Linked DNA regions of Homo sapiens: region 1 is linked to region 2. A link is a loop called in an ENCODE intact Hi-C map of the cell type or tissue named here. Cell type or tissue: endothelial cell of umbilical vein. All regions are shown on one strand.

Region 1 (2,500 bases), 310 kb before region 2:
TTAGCAGGTTCTCAGTCCTCAGTGGCAAAATCACACTGTGACAGAGTAACAAAATTTGTTGCAAAATGCAAAAGGCTGCAAAGCATGACTTTAATAGCATCACCCTTCAGTGTATGGTCCAGGTAGCAGTGTGATCTAGTATCTCTCATGCTTTAAAGAGCCTTCCCTTCCCTTCACATGCCTATAAATCTATGGCCTATGTTCTACTCACATTTTAACCTCTTTTATAGTCATGTCCACCTTCCCTCCTGAGTAGAGCTCATCTATGCCAATGGCCTTTAAAACATCAATATGCCACATATATGTTGTCTAGACCTTTCCTCTGTGCTCCACAGTCATTTATACAATTTCTATGTGACATCCACTGGCATGTCTTTCAGACAGCTTGACCTTTAAAAGCCCCAAACTGAATCTCCTCCATCTACTTCTCCTCCATCTAAATGGCTTCCTACAGCAGTTAGAATAAAAGACAAGCTCTCTGCCATGTGACAAGGCTCATCTAGAGCACCCATGATGACTAATCGACACCTCGGGTACCCTGTGGGTAAGTCCAGGTGTGTGAGGATGCAGGCCTAGAATAGGGATGATCATGGGGTGGAGTGAAGCTGCAGGACAGGTCTCAAGGGGGGACTGATAGGACTTAGCGAATGCAGAGCAATGGCTGAGAACCTTCTTCTGTAGCTGTTAATCTGTTTCTTGCTGCAAACTGGTGTGTTAGAGAGGACACGGTGAGCCTTCTGTGTTTTGTCAAGTCTCTCTTCACAGCTTTGTCCAGAAGCCCACATGGTGTTGCTGGCATGCATGCTGTAGGATGCCGTAAGCGAGCTTCTCCCAAAATAGTGTCAGGATCTTGCAACCTTTCACCACACTAGTGAGGTCAGGTAGAAGGCCCTGGACCCCTGCCTAAAATGGGGGAGTATATCCACTAGAGCAACTGGCAGGCCTGTAAGACCTTCGTCCTCCTCTGTTCTCTCTTCATCCTTAACTTCCCATATGGTCTGCCTTGGGGTCTCTCTCACCCACCCCTGATCCCCTTTCCCCAGCATGTCTTAGCCCATTTCTGGTTCCTGCTCAGGTGGTTGGCTCTGTTCTGCAGCTCTGTGTTTGGTAATTTTTTTGGTCTCTGAGTACCTAGGTTTGATTCTTCTTTCCTCTGGCTCTGAAATATCTGGTGGATGGAATCCTGGCAAGTGAGCTTGCCTTCTTCAAGGACTTCTCTACGCCCCTTGCTGTTCCCCCACCGGCCACCAGGAAGCAGTAAGCAATAACAGATGAAGCATCCCAGCTGAAACCCACCTCTGGTCCTCACCCAGCTCCAGCAAGATGTAACTCTCCAAGTTCTGAGTGAAATGAAAGAAGGGGTCAAAGATGCCCTGACATTGCTTGTCTGGGAGCTGGGGTAGTGGAGGAGTTGGGAACAGGAGTATGTTGGAGGAGAAGTTACAGAGTTCTGTTGGGGGCATGTTGAGCTGGGAAAGAACATGGGATATAAATGAATGGGGTGAGAAATATGGACTGGAGCCCAGGTGAAAGATTTGAATGCATGTGTGCAGAGATAACAGCTTCAGCCATGAGAGAAGACTCTCTAAGATATGCTGGCTAAGTCTGTGTGAATGTCCCCAGCCAGAGGAATCATTAATTTATCTGACCATCCATGGTGTTCAACAGCATTCTTGCTTCTTTTTGTTTGTTTGTTGTTTTTTGTTTTGTTTTGAGATAGTCTTACCCTGTTGCCCAAGCTGGAGTGCAGTGGTGCGATCTCAGCTCACTGCAACCTCCGCCTCCCAGGCTCAAGCGGTTCTCATGTCTCAGCCTCCCGAATAGCTGGAACTACAGGCATGTGCCACCAGGCCCGGCTAATATTTGTATTTTTAGTAGAGACAGGGTTTCACCATGTTGGCCAGGCTGGTCTCGAACTCCTGACCTCAAGTGATCCACCCACCTTGGCTTTCCAAAATGCTGGGATTATAGGCATGAGCCACGGTGCCCAGCCATCACTTGATGATAGGCTATAATTGGGCCATGATGGAGAACTCGATGCCCCCTGTTTATTGGAATCTTCACTCTGAAGTTAGCATCCATAAATTTGAGAGAAGAGGGAGATTTGGGCAGGGCGAATCACAAGTCTCTCTCCTCAGTCCTTGCATAAGAATGCAGAATCTCTGAAGTGGAGGGGGAAATCAAGGTGAATAAATGCTTTAAAATAAGTAAAATCTCTCTCAAGAGTTTAGATAGCATAGTGATAAGAACCATGAAAATACACAGTTTATTCACATTTTATTATGTAGATTTATAAGGTACCAAAGACTCTGCAAATTCAACTCTTTCAATGTCAAAAATGGTTGCTTATTTTCACTCTTTTTCTCATCAGTGGTTATGCATGTTTCTTTACTTTCTGAAATTTATCAAATGCCTTATTACAACCTTTATATTCATTTCAATGCAATACAAATTGAAATGTATTCCCTTGAGTATTTGAGGACACTTTTGAGATTTAGAT
Region 2 (2,500 bases):
GGAGGCCAAGGCGGGTGGATCACTTGAGGACAGGAGTTTGAGGCCAGCCTGGCCAACATGGTAAAACCTGTCTCTACTGAAATACAAAAATTAGCCGGGCATGTTGGCAAGTGCCTGTAGTCCCAGCTACTTGGGAGGCTGAGGTAGGAGAATCGCTTGAACCTGGGAGGCGGAGGTTTCAGTGAGCTGAGATCATGCCACTGCACTCCAGCCTGGGTGACACAGCGAGACTCCGTCTCAAAAAAGAAAGAAAGAAAATAATAAGACCTATTCTTGGAGGTTGCCATAGGGACAAATTGAAATCTTAAATGTCAAAGTGCCCAGCACAGTGCCTAGTACAAGAAGACCTCGGGTGTTTCCTCAGGTGTACTGTGTGTGTGGGGTGGGGCAGGGCCCTCCTCTCTTTGCCCTCCTCACCCTCAAGCTGGTTGAAACTGAGTGGAGAGGAAAGGACAGAGGCATAATCCAAGCTAGGGGTGGTAGAGCTGGGAAGAGAGGTAGCAAAACTCTGAATTTGGTGGGCCAAAGTCACAGGCCCTGAGAAGAGTGTGGGAGGTGTGGGGTTTGCAGACTAAAGGACCCCCAAATCTGGGAGGCCTGGCCTACAGTGACTGTGTTTTAAGATCTCCTGCTACCCTGGAACTCAATACATGCCTGGTGAATGCATATTTAATGGAATTCCTTAACGTGGCAGTATTTATTGAGTGGCTGCTGTATGCTGGGCCTTGTAATAGACCCTTGGGGATGTAAAGATGAATCGGCCCATCCTGCCAGTCCTTCAGGGGCTCAGGGCCGCTGGAGTCTGAGATGCCTCCCAAGCATGCTTGTCTCAAGGATTGCCCAAGCTCCCATGTAGCTCTGAGGTCTGCTTTCAAGAAGTTCTGGCCAATTTAAAACTAGATGGAGAATCCTCTGGGTGCTCTTGCCTTACCCAACCCTGTGGGGAGGCTGGGATACTGGTGTCCTGGAGAGAGGATCCTGGCTGGCCAGGAACTGGGAGGCGGTAGCCCAAGTCACCAGTGATACCAGCCTGCCACCTGGTGGCAAGTCCTGTGTCATGCAGGAGTTGGGGCAGAAGGATCTGGGTGGCTCGACTTGCATGATTTCCTGGGTTTCAGAACTGCAGGGATCTAGCCTGCTCTTCTTTGCACAGCAGCCCCTCAGCACCCTCCTGAGACAAGCTCTACCTCAGCTCTTCCGCAGAGGAGGGTTAGTCCAGGTGTCCCTGTGTGTGGGGAGGATGGCGATGAGGAGTGGAGGGGGCTGTTTGCAAGCTGAAGAGAGGACTGTGGGAATGGGGTCTGGAGACAAGGACATGGGAGGAATGGCCACCTCCCCCAGGGCTGAGAAACGGGGGGTCTAAAGCTCTTTCTTTGGATTTCTACTTCTTCTTCCTTCCTAACTTTCCCTCCACTTCTCCCGACCACCACTCCCGGGGCTCAGTGTTGGGTGGGCTCAGCTGAGGAGACTGGCATCCTTGTAGTGCCCAGAGACATGTTTCTTGCTGTACTGGGAGACCTCTGCTTCCTGAAAGGCCATGTGGGGCAGAAGTCCCCTAGAGCAGTGCTTGTCAAACTCGAACAGTGCACATGAATCCCCTGGGGACCTGGGTGAGATGCTGAGGCTGAGTCAGCAGGTCTGTAGTGAGGCCCGAGACTGCTCCCAGGCGGTGTCCATGCTGCAGAGCTGAACTGCACTTGGAGTCATGAGACTCCAGGTAATCCCTCCAAAAGGCAACTAGCCTGTTGCCTCTCAGGGAGCTGCCTCCTTCCCCCACCCCCATCCCCCTGGCCCCATCTGGCCCTTACCAATGGTGGTGATGGTGGACACAGAAAAGAAGAAGGAGCCCACGAGCTCCCAGCGCCCCATGCTGGTGGTGTTGCTGAGGAGGCTGGCTCCGTTTTTGTATGCTTGGACGACATCCTGGGGAAGAGGCTGCAATGACCACCAGGCTCTGTGGGGTGATGGATTTCCTGTACCCCAAGATGCACACACACACACACACACACACACACACACACACACACACACACACAAACAAACCTACACACACAGCCCTCACAATTACTCTTCGATCCCAGCCCACCAGGGCAAGGAGGCTCTACCCCTCTCACCAAGGGCTCACCAGGTACAGCTACTGACAGCTACCATGGGGACAGCTCCTTCCCCACCCTTTACCCAGTGGCTAGGTCAGGTTGGAGTCCTAGTAAACCAGCGACTCATTTTCTCCCCTGCTCACTCCCATTCCTGCAACAAACACTAGGCCAGGCGTGATGTGTGGTGCTTTTAGGGGACGTGACCACAAGAGACATGACCCCAGCCCTCAGTGGTACATAGATAAACCTAATTAACTCTAATATGATGCAGTCAATGTCACTTTGGGCATTAAGGAGGAAGTGCAGCTACACAATCCTGGGCAAGGTGCTCAACTTCTCTCTGTGCCTCAGTTTCCTTACCTGTATAATGGTAATACAAATAGTACCTACTTCATAGAGTTGTT

What was found. Hi-C counts contacts between places; a loop is a spot of excess contacts. Peaks named below come from ENCODE experiments on the same cell type or tissue, not always from the same donor. Only the 100,000 strongest peaks of a DNase experiment are listed, where the experiment ranks them.
Region 1: it touches region 2 in a loop (11-fold over the local background); 22 of 110 quality-filtered maps call a loop at or near these places.

The regions. Positions count from the first base shown.
Region 1 is chr6:38,996,065-38,998,564 of GRCh38, forward strand. All of the region lies in intron 88 of DNAH8 (dynein axonemal heavy chain 8), which reads left to right. Among named protein-coding and RNA genes, the nearest start is that of DNAH8-AS1, 44 kb to the left of the region's middle. In endothelial cell of umbilical vein, a CTCF peak has its summit at 1,242 (motif pointing right); no DNase peak of the experiment used is centred here; H3K27me3 peaks cover 199 bases.
Region 2 is chr6:39,309,085-39,311,584 of GRCh38, forward strand. KCNK17 (potassium two pore domain channel subfamily K member 17) reads right to left here. Exons shown (of 5, transcript NM_031460.4): 2 at 1,809-1,923. Among named protein-coding and RNA genes, the nearest start is that of KCNK17, 4.1 kb to the right of the region's middle. In endothelial cell of umbilical vein, a CTCF peak has its summit at 1,031 (motif pointing left); a DNase peak (open chromatin) is centred at 1,027.